Linked DNA regions of Homo sapiens: region 2 is linked to region 1. The links are chromatin contacts, found by Hi-C or POLR2A ChIA-PET in ENCODE. All regions are on one chromosome and are shown on one strand. The core of a region is the stretch at or near the end of the contact, and the rest is flanking DNA. Distances in the headings are between cores, read along the strand shown. Region 1 holds the start of CNIH3 (cornichon family AMPA receptor auxiliary protein 3). Region 2 overlaps CNIH3 (cornichon family AMPA receptor auxiliary protein 3).

Region 1 (5,147 bases), core at 1,450-3,949:
TCCCCATATCCAAAGAAGCTGAGAAAGTTCCTTTAAAGCACATTAGCAGAGGTTTGCTGCACTGCTTGGGCATGATCTAATCTGTATTCCTTTCTATTCTAAATCAGGTAAGTTTCCTTTTCCCTTAAGAACTGTCAACAACTTCAAGCCTCAATTTTCTACTATAGATTAGACCCAGCCTTGCAGAGCAGAGAAGGGAGGGTTTAAAATCCCATTACTTCTAAATAGCGGAATTGTTTTAATCATCCCCCAAATATCTATGTTTGGATTCCCTGTCACCCCCAGATTCCTAAGTCTACTGATGCACGGATTTACACAATCTGAGAAATGGGGGAAAGCTTAGCGACTATCCAGGTCAATTTTCTCACTTTAGAGATGTGGAAGGAAGCCAGCAAGGGTCTTTCCTAAGGTTACATGATCGGAAGCCACCTTCCTCCCCGAGTTTCCCCTCTCCTCTCTGTCAGAGCCCTGTAGCAGGAGCTGCTCTAGCTGCTTAGTTCTATTTTAAGACAAACTCTCACTCTGCAAACCACTTATAGAAAACAAGGGCATCTCACCCACCCTGCAATTTTCTCCACGTCTTCATTTTGGGTCATCCCCACTGTATGAGAGTCTGTGATGCTCACCAGAACCATGCCTCCAAGAATTCGTCTCAGGGTCCTTCTCTGTCACCTAGACGCTGGGCAGGGCAAGGCTGTTAAAGGTGGGAAATTATGCACTGGGGTGCTCCTTCTAAACATTTGGCCTTGGCCATTCTTCCCACCAGCCCTCTGAGGGTGAGGATAGGGGGCTTAAACAACCTCAGAGAAGGAAGCCTTGAGAGTTGCATGCACTCGCTAAATGTTGCACAGTCTTTGAGAGGACCGGCGTACGCACTCCTGCGCGCTCTCTCAGTACTTCTCTTCCCCTATTCAGAAGCTTGCGCTCCTCTATTCCCACCCACACCTAAAGAACTGGGATCCACGGCTGCCCTCCACCTGGCGTAGCCCCGGGAAGGGTGACAGGAAGCTTGTGTGGGCTGGGGACGCTGGGGGCCTAGCGGAGGTTCGCCACCTGCAGGGGGTCTTCAGGAGTCGGACTTCAGACGCCAAGAGGGCAGATGGAGGACACCGTCGTCGCTCTCCACGGTCTCTCTTCGTGACTTTCCTCCATGGCCTTAATGATGCCTGCCCTTCCCAGTCTCCCTCGCCTCCTTGCTCTTCTCCTTCTCGCCTTTCCCCCACCGCCTTCCACTTCGACCCCCATCGCCTGGTCTCCTTCCTCTCCGTGGGCTCGGCTTCTCCCTACCTCTTACAAGGCGCTCCCGTCGTGTTTCCACTTTGTCTCCAATTATATCTAAATGCAACCCACCACAGATGCTGACATTTTAAATGTTTAGTTATTATAGCTACTTGACTAATTGCCGGGACCGACGGCGGCGCTTCTCCTTCGCCTCCCGCCGGCAGGAGAGGACGGGGCGGGAGAGGAAGGGGTTAGTTGTGGTTGTAGCCGCCACTCCCCGGCGCCCGGGACCCGGGACGCCCAGTCGGGCCCTGCAGAGGGTGTCCTACCTGGGCACCAGCGGCCCCTCGCCTCCAGCCAGGGCACCGAAGGCGCGCCCGGCGGGATGCAGCGAACTGCCTCCTGCCCCGGGACAGTGGAGCGGCAGAAGGTCCAACCTTCCGGTTCGCCCACGCCCGCAAGGTGGAAAAAGTGGGGTGAAATCGGGGAAATTTAGCGAAATTGGGGCGAAAGAAGAGAGACCAAAGCGTGTTACTCACGTGCCAGATGGCGAAGAAGATGAGCGCAGCGCACAGCACCAGAGACAGCATGTAGCAGAACGCAGCGAAAGTGAAGGCCATGGCCGGCGGACCCCAATCCCACCACACACGCCAAGAAGCCCCTAGGAGCCCGATGCCTCCCTAGAGGACCGCACTCCCTCCAAGGAGCCGCGTCTGCACGCTCCTCTCCAGGCTAGTGCCCAGGAGGGCGCACAGCTAGCGAAGCGACTCGAGGGTCAGCGAATAAGCGCTGGATTCCCGCAGGCTCCGGCGACCCCAGACCCGGCCCTCCGGCGAAGACAGGAAAACGTGTGTCGAGAGTCGCTGGAGGGAACCGTCCGCAAATCGAAGAAGAAACCAAATCAGCAGCGAACACCTGCAAATTAGTGCCAAGCTGTGAGCCCCTCGAGACCAACACGACAAGCGATGCGACGACTCCACGGAGGACCGAGGGAGGAGGTCCCATTCGCCCCAGGAAGAGCTCTCTGCTTTTCTCCACTAAACCGCTGAGGAGAGACGAGCGCTCCGCTCCGGACCCTCCCGCGCCACCGGGGCGCAAACGGATAGTGTCCAGCGAGGTGCCCGAGCGGCCTCCGAGCTCCTCCCAAATCCCAGAGCCGGGCAGCGCTCTTTCCCGAGAGAAGGAGTCTTTAGGTAGCCGGGAGGAGGTAGGTCCCGTTGGTCCTGCGCCCCAGACGCGGCTTCCAGCGCAGCCGTGCGCTCCGAGGCGCGCCCGTCCCCAACCGTGACTCCGGCCAGCCGGCCTCCGCAACCCAAGTGTCCCGGAAACCGGGGGTCGGACCGGGGCGAGCACTGGCTCCACCCAACGGGCCAACTCCAGCCCGGGTGGCTGCAGCAGTGGGTTTCAGGCCAAACGCTGTAGCTCGCTCCACCTGCTGCTGCCGCTGCCGCCGCCGCCGCCGCCGCCTTTGCCACTGCGAGAACTGTAGCGGTGCGACCCGGGATTCCCTCCTCTCGGCGCCCCACCCTCGACTCCTGTTCCGCTGAGCGCGCCCTCCCCGGCGGGCGGAGACTGCAGCGCCGGGGGCTGAGGAAAGGTGGGTGGCGAAGCGCCGCCGGGCGCTTGGTGGCCGCTGCCGCCGCCACTGCAGCTGTGCACGCCCGCCTCTCGGAGGAAACTTGAAGCCAGCAGTACAAGCAGGGCTGGAGGCCGAGCGGAGGTGGGGCGGGACCGGTTGGAGCAGGGACTCTTTAAACACGTGCGTCTGGAGGAGGTGGGAAGCTGCGGAAGGGTATGGTGTGTGCCTCGCGCCTAAACGCCGCAGCCGCCCCTCCCGGTTCTTGCAGTTTCGCCTATCGGAGTGGGAAGTGTGGGGACTTGGGGCGTTGCCTAGTGTTGGTTGGGGATACAGTGCAAGCCTTGGATCCCAAAGCTGCTTGGATGGATTTTACCAAACTGTAGCATACTCAGTGCTTAGGGCTGCGTTTACTGCTCTGCTCCCAGACCCTGCAAAATTCTCCATTAACGTCCTTCCGTTGCATCCTCTACCCTCCCCAGCCATCCGACCTTGGGACTAGGGAAACGTGGACTTGGTGGGCTATTCTGCGCTGAAGAGGCAGCAACGAGGGCTCGGTGGTATTGGTGTTGGTCCTAGTGGAATTGTCAAGAGGATGCTTTTGAAGGTAGACCGTTTTCTAGCTGCAAGTTACCTAACCTCTTTAATCCTTAGTTTCCTTATCAGAAAAACATAAATAAGAGTAGAGTCAAGCCATTTCAAAGGATTAAAAGGGAACATAAGTAAAAAACCTAGCACTTGGTATACGTTCAATAAGTGGTAGGGATTATTAATTGCACCCTTTCCCCCAGTGGCCCAGCATCTTGGAAGTTCACCATGCTTGCTTTGCAAGAGATTCCTGACGCTGCAGTGAAAGAGGTCCAGTCATTCCAGAGAGAACTTCAGTTTCAGACAAGTCATCAAATCCAGAAAGCAAGGAAAAATACCCTGAAAGACGACTGGCAAATCTCGGTGAAAGAGTAGACGCACTTCATGGATTGGAGTGAATCTTAGAGCACCTGGTACCTTGCACAGGGTGGGAACTAGATAAATAACTATTGCTTGATTCTGACTCTGGTGTGCTAGTTTTCCTGTTCACAGATGTGATTCCAATGCCTTGAGAGCTGGAAGGGATGAATTCCAGCAAGATAGAGATACAGCTTTCTAGTGACAGAACTGGAATCCTGTCTGCGGACTCCTAATCCTGGGCTCTTTCTACTATGCCCCAACATTCCTGCAGCTATTTGGCCACATCTTTTACTTATTTATTTATTTATTTATTTATTTATTTATTTATTTATTTGACGGAGTCTCACTTTGTCGCCAGGCTGGAGTGCAGTGGCGTGATCTCTGCAACCTCCACCTCCCTGGTTCAAGCGATTCTCCTGCCTTAGCCTCCCGAGTAGCTGGGACTACAGGCACGCACCACCACGCCCAGCTAATCTTTGTATTTTTAGTAAAGACGGGGTTTCACCATGTTGGCCAAGATGGTCTCGATCTCTTGACCTCGTGATCTACCCACCTCGGCCTCCCAAAGTGCTGGGATTACAGGCGTGAGCCACCGCTCCAGGCCCTTCAATTTATTTTATTTTATTTTTTTGAAGACAGTCTTGCTGTGTTGCCCAGGCTGGAGTGCAGTGGTGCTATCATAGCTCACTGTAGCCTCAAACTCCTTGCTAGGACTACAGGCATGCACCACCACACCCAGATAATTTTTGTTTTGTTTTGTTTGCAGACATAGGTCTCAATATATGGCCAGGCTGGTCCCAAACTCCTGGCCTCAAGCAGTCTTCCAGCCTTGGCCTCCCAAAGCGCTGGGATTATAGGTGTGCACCACAGTGCCTGGCCTCATATCTCCCTCCAGTTTAGAAACTAGATGCCTTTCAGTGAGAAGTGGAGAAATTAGAGCAAATCCAGAGGCTGATGACCAGAGCAATGAACCGATCTACATTTTATTGCCTCTGGGTCAGGACCGGCTACATACTTTGGAGGGCCAAGTGCAAAATGAAAATGTGGGACTTTGTATTAGGCCGTTCTTGCATTGCTATAAAGAAATACCTGGCCAGGCATGGTGGTTTATGCCTGTAATCCCAGTACTTGGGGAGGTCGAGGTGGGCAGATCACCTGAGCTTAGGTATTTGAGACCAGCCTGGACAACATGGCAGAAACCCCATCTCTACAAAAAATACAAAAATTAGCCGGGTGTGGTGGCATGCACCTGTAGTCCCAGCTTCTTGCAGGGCTAAGGTGAGAGTGTTGCTTGAGCCCAGGAGGTCAAGGGTGCAGTGAGCTGTGTTCATACCACTGCACTCCAGCCTAGGCAATAGAGCCAGACCCTGTCTCAAAAAAAAAAAACAAAAACCTGAGGCTG
Region 2 (5,628 bases), core at 845-3,344, 37 kb before region 1:
TCCCTTCATTAAACTTTCCTCAATTACCCCCTTTGCATGTGCGATCTGTTTTCTAATGGGACCCTAAAAGATACACGAGCCAAAGAGAGACCTGAAGGTTAGGTCAAGTTGCATTTCCTAAATACTCTGGATATATTCCAGCATGTAAAGGGACGGCCGATCAAAGTTTTCAACATTCTACACCATAGGGATTGGAATTAGTTTGGCCTAGAAAAGTTTCAAAGCAGGTACTACTTGTTACTAGTTATTAAGCAGAGGTATTTTTTATTAAAAATCTTGGTAATGCTCCTGTAGACTATCTGGCTTTGGGCAATACAGCTTCTTAATGAATTCTCCAGAGTGAATTATTTGCAAAGTGTGTCCCTAAGTAACTAAAGGAAGTGACCTGCTGTATGGAGTTATTGTGTATAGCCAATTAAATCCTGCAAGGCATTTGCTGATTCAGTTTTTAGAAACAGGCATCAACAGTGGCTAAAATCAGTGTCTACTGAGGTCACACCTAGTTTATGACCAAAGAAAGGAAGAAAAAGCTGTATATCAGCATATAGAATATCTTCTTTATTAAACAAACAAAACCCAACTCTACAGCAAGGAGGCATGCATCTGGGCTATTCAAAAGCAACTTAAAATCTTTTTTTCGTTGTTGTTGAGATGGAGTCTTGCTCTGTTGCCTAGGCTGGAGTGCAGTGGTGTGACCTTGGCTCACTGCAACCTCCACCCCCGGGTTCAAGCGATCCTCCTGCCTCAGCCTCCCAAGTAGCTGGGATTACAGGTGTGCGCCACCACAACTGGCTCATTTTTGTATTTTTAGTAGAGACAGGGGTTTCGCCATGTTGGGCAGGCTGGTCTCGAACTCCTGACCTCAGGTGATCCGCCCGCCTTGGCCTCCCAAAGTGTTGGGATTACAGACATGAGCCACTGCATCCAGCCAAATCTTTTTTTTTTTTTTTAAACAGGGTCTCACTCTGTTGTCCAGGCTGGAGCACAGTGGCACAATCACAGCTCACTGCAGCCTCGACCTCTCAGGCTCATGTGATCCTCTCGCCTCAGCCTCCCCAGTAGCTGGGTGTGGTAGTGCATGCCTGCAGTCCCAGCTAATTTTTTCATTTTTTTAATAGAGACAGGGTTTCACCATATTGCCCAGGCTGGTCTCAAACTCCTGGCTCAAGCAGTCAGCCTGCCTCGGCCTACCGAAGTGCTGGGATTACAGGTGTGCACCACTATGCCCAGCCTCAAACTCTTTAAAGGAAGAGAGGCTAAGGCCCAGCTGCCTTCCTTTGTTCAAAACAGATATAGGCCATACTGACTCTTGAGGTAGTATTAAAAAGCAACAGTAACTGAGAATTTATATTGAGTTTGTACAGCGTCACCAGTTCACAGAGTGAATACTAAAGAGAGACTGCAAAGTCTTGTATTTTCCTTAATAGATTTCTTCACAGGAGAAGTATGTAAAAAGTGATCCATAAAAATACAGAAATACCCAAAACTCCATTGCTCCTCATCGAAAACACCAGACTGAGAAACACAGATTCCAAAATTCAAGGAAGAAAAACATAAAATTTAGATGAAATGTCTAATAAACTACAGTCACTTTTTTTTTTTTTTTTGAGGTGGAGTTTCACTCTTGCTGCCCAGGCTGGAGTGCAATGGCACGATCTTGGCTCACTGCAACCTCTGCCTCCTGGGTTCAAGTGATTCTCCTACCTCAGCCTCCCAAGTAGCTGGGATTATAGGCGTGTGCCACCACGCCAGGCTAATTTTGTATTTTTAGTAGAGATGGGGTTTCACCATGTTGGTCAGGCTGGTCTCAAACTCCTGACCTCAAGTGATCCGCCTGCCTCAGCCTCCCAAAGTGCTGGGATTACAGGCATGAGCCACTACAGTCTTTTAATGATGAGGTCCTCCCAGTTTGAAAAATGAGAGCCAAAAAATGGTTGACAAGGAATATGTAGAATAATTAATAATTTATTTTAGTTGTCAAACCTAGGCTAGTGACTCACCAGGGCTGGCACAAAATGTGCCCCCTTCCTCCAGCTGGCCTTCCGGTGGCCTTCCTCCAGCTGGGAATTTCCAGTGAGTTGTGCTCCTGCTGTGTTCCCAATACCTTCACCCTCTGAACACCTGTGCAGCTAGAGCTGCTGAGACCCTCACATGTGGGCTTAGGCAGAGAGAAGAAGCCCACGTGTGCTGCGCCAACCCTCACCAGGGACAGAAACCCATTAGCAGCCTCAGCCCCACCAATTCGTGCAACCTGGATTTAGTTTTGCTTCCATGGGCTTGGTTTCTGGAAGTCCAGAAATGAGCCCTGGGCATCTGTGGAGCCCCCTTGCTGTCCTTCCTGCTCCTTCTACGTTGATGTGGTGTGTGCAGCCAGGCTACATCCCCAGCCACCCACACAGTAGAGGACTGGCTCGCCATACCTGGAACACCTATCAGGGGCCCGACGCTCCACTTAGCTCTTGCCTACCCCTCTCCTAAGGGGCCTTAAGTCCCTTCTTCTTCCCTCACTTCCTTTCTTCCTACACTAATCAACTGGCTAGAGTCCAGCTGACGGCAAGCTGATTCACTGCTTGGAACGGACACTTCTGCCAACCAAACTTTCAATAGCACTTCCCTACCGCTAGGTCTGAGTCCTGCCTGCTCAACTCATCAAACCTGTTAGCTCTTGTGCACAGACCACTCCATAGCCTGTTTGGAATGTAGCCAGGTTATACTCCCCCACCTTATGTCCAGTCCCAGTCCAGGAATGTTAAAGTTACCCCAGTTCGCCATATAGATCTGCTTGCTCCCATCTGGTCATGCCTCTGGCCAGAGGCAGCACACAGGAAAGAAGGGTCTGGGTGAAGTCACAAGGCCCATTACCTGCCATCCCTCAAAACCCAGAAATCCCAGGTCGAAATCCCAGGCCAATATTCCTGCTTTGCAAGAATATCCAACAGGTCAATAATGTTATGAAAGTTTCTCACCCTCACTGGTTGGCTAAGGAGTGTGACAAGGGTGACAAGGAGGTATCATTTTACACCTAATGGATTGAAAAAAATTTTGTGATAAGTTACTGTTGAGGAAGCAGGGAAAAAGGAGCCCCCACCCATGGCTGGTGAAAATGTGAACTGATAAAGCCTTTGGAAAGCAATCTAATAATATCTATTATTAACGAAAATACACATATCCTTCACTTAGCAATTCCCTGAGGATTTATCCCATTGAAATAGACACCACTAGGTAAGAATATATGCCCAGGTACTGTCTGAGATCACAAAAAACTAGAAACACATAAAGTCCAGTCAATAAAAGCATGATTGAATAAACAGTGACACATCTAAATCTGGAATATTACGCAGTTCTGAGTTAGACCTTTACCGATTAACTCAGAGGGACTCCATGAGCCATTATTCAGTGAGAAAAGCAAGATGCAGAGATGCAAAACCAAAATCAAGACACACTCTAAAAAGCATTAGTGTTTATGTAAGATGACACGAACACGAAGAAACAAATGAAGGATATACACCAGGTTGCTAACACCGGCAACCCTGAGAATGGAGGGGACAGTGGCTGGAGGAAAGGGTTAAGCAATGACAGCAACAAAAACTGCAACTTTTTTAAAGTGATGGTAAAGAAAACCAGAATGTGTGATGTAATCCCTTATCAACTATGTAAAATTACGTGTGTGCCCGTAAAAAGACACATGAAAGTACAGTCACCAGAACGCTAACAGAGGTGACCACTACGTAGTTTCCTTATTCCTGCACTGCACAAGTGATGTTTTTTCCCATAATCAGGAAAATACTCCCCATACTATTTTACCATTGTTTTCTTTTTTATTTCCCTGCTTTTCTAACTCTATGGTCACTACAAACTCACTACTTCCCACTAAATTAACTACATCATAGAAACTGCTGCTCACTGCACTGGGCTCGATGTTCACTGGGGCTTGGGTGTGTGTTTGTGCGTGTGTGTGTGTGTGTCCATGTCCCTCTTTCTGTTTCTCACTTTCACTCCAGCCCACCATCTACTGGAAAACTGAGCCTCCCCATGTGAACAACCACACAGAAAACTGAGGACTTGCTCCAAAAGACCCCATCAAGCCAGTGTCCACGCTGAGCACCTGGGCTCTGTACTCAGCTCATTTTCCCTTGCCCAAGGAATCCAGATCTTTACCTTGTGAGGAGCTTTGCCTGAATTCCAGCAGCAACAACAGGGGGCTCCACCAGAGACCCAAGGAGTCTTCTCCCCTGTCATCCTCTCAGGAGCTGGGTTCTGATGAATCTTTCCTGACTTTTACTCCCAAAAAGAGAGTTTATAAAGCCTCTATATCCTCGCGCACATAGAAAGCCGTTTATGAACAGCATGCCAATTTGCTAAAACAACTTTTGTTGTTGCGGGTGTTTAAATTGGAGCAGTCCTTCCCTCCACTGCCCACCCCTCCACCCCCACCAAGTTTTGCCAACACAACAGCCCCAAAGTCCCAGAGCCAAGAACAGAACTAAACACAAGGTCAGCCAGGTCAGGGGCTGCTATCCTGTGTGAGGGAACAGAGCCAGGCACTTGGCTCTGGTGTTCATTTGCACATTCTTTTACATAAATTTGCATGTTGGCCTCCAGAAGCCTTACTCCAAGTATTAATATTTAAAATCAAATTGGTTAGTTTGTGCAACCTCCAGGAAGTATGTACTCAGCCTCCCTGCTTGATCGAGTCCAGAGAAACTTGTATCCCGTGGAAAAATGCTCCTTAGGCAGAGAGCGCCCTGGCCCCATACTCCTCAGTCTTCACAGTGGAGGTTCCATCCTTAGCCTGGAATAGGTTATCCAGTCTCCCAAGCCACCCCTGAAGATGCTCCCCAGCCTCAAAAGCTAGTTAAGAGTGTGGTCACTAGTTAAGAGAATTAGTCACTTTTAGGACACTTAGGTTGTGTATAATGCAGAACTTCAGCTCTTGCACTTGACACACAACACTTCGTGCCTGAGGAAGAGCATTTTTGTAGATAATTGTGCATAACACCTACCATCCCTGAAAGCAGAAACCACAGCTTGCTATTTCTAAGTTCCTGCTATTTCAAAGACCTCTAAGATTTCTGCCATTTCAGAGACCTCTAAGATTCTGTTAAGAACAACAATTTAGTGCAGTTGTCTTTCTGCCTGGCTGTTTAAGCTTGCACACATTCTCCTCGATTTGGATTTACAACAGAGAGATTATACAAGCAGTGAAGAGCAAGCTAGATGCAAAGCAATAAAGCCATCCTCACAGGTGTAAATACTTCCCAGGCAGACCCTGCATTTGGTGGACCGGGCTGGAAAATGGATCATTTTGCAATTTACAGAGGAGGAACCGCTGGGATTTCTTTCCTCGGGCAAAGTTTTCCCCAAGTTTCTAACTATCCAAATGAAGCCAAGTAGATTTCAAAAACCACTGTAGAGAGCCCTACTTGGGGGTTAGAGTTAAATATAGAATTCATAATTCATCCAATAAATTAAACTGAGCACCTATTGTGTAACAGGCTCTGTGCTGGAAATTAGGTATACATTATAGTATTAGTTCCTACTGCTGCTATAATAAATTACCACAAATTTAGTAATTCAAAGCAACACAGTTTATTATCCTACAGTTCTAGAGGTCAGAAGTCCAAAATG

What was found. Hi-C counts contacts between places; a loop is a spot of excess contacts on that map. ChIA-PET counts read pairs that join two places held with the same protein, here RNA polymerase II (POLR2A). Pooled maps may share reads with other maps.
Region 2: a map of PC-9 shows a loop between it and region 1 (2.2-fold over the local background). The contact joins the enhancer-like site here to the promoter of CNIH3 in region 1. A Hi-C loop is called at or near these places in 4 of 168 maps with a recorded cell type or tissue (Caco-2, PC-9, endothelial cell of umbilical vein and 1 more) and 4 of 50 pooled maps. POLR2A ChIA-PET finds 5 or more read pairs at or near these places in 2 of 52 experiments (PC-3 and activated CD4-positive, alpha-beta memory T cell).

The regions. Positions count from the first base shown.
Region 1 is chr1:224,613,869-224,619,015 of GRCh38, reverse strand. CNIH3 (cornichon family AMPA receptor auxiliary protein 3) reads right to left here and starts at 2,699. Exons shown (of 6, transcript NM_152495.2): 1 at 1,761-2,699. The coding sequence starts at 1,841. It overlaps CNIH3-AS2 (CNIH3 antisense RNA 2), which reads left to right and starts at 2,789. Exons shown (of 4, transcript NR_183287.1): 1 at 2,789-2,818; 2 at 3,280-3,404; 3 at 3,589-3,812.
Region 2 is chr1:224,649,402-224,655,029 of GRCh38, reverse strand. All of the region lies in intron 1 of CNIH3 (cornichon family AMPA receptor auxiliary protein 3), which reads right to left. Among named protein-coding and RNA genes, the nearest start is that of CNIH3, 36 kb to the right of the region's middle. Within about 2 kb of position 2,094, at least 5 of the 41 ENCODE cell types and tissues checked have a DNase peak (open chromatin) inside an H3K27ac peak, as active enhancers do; they include PC-3, PC-9 and endothelial cell of umbilical vein, where a contact is called at or near this core.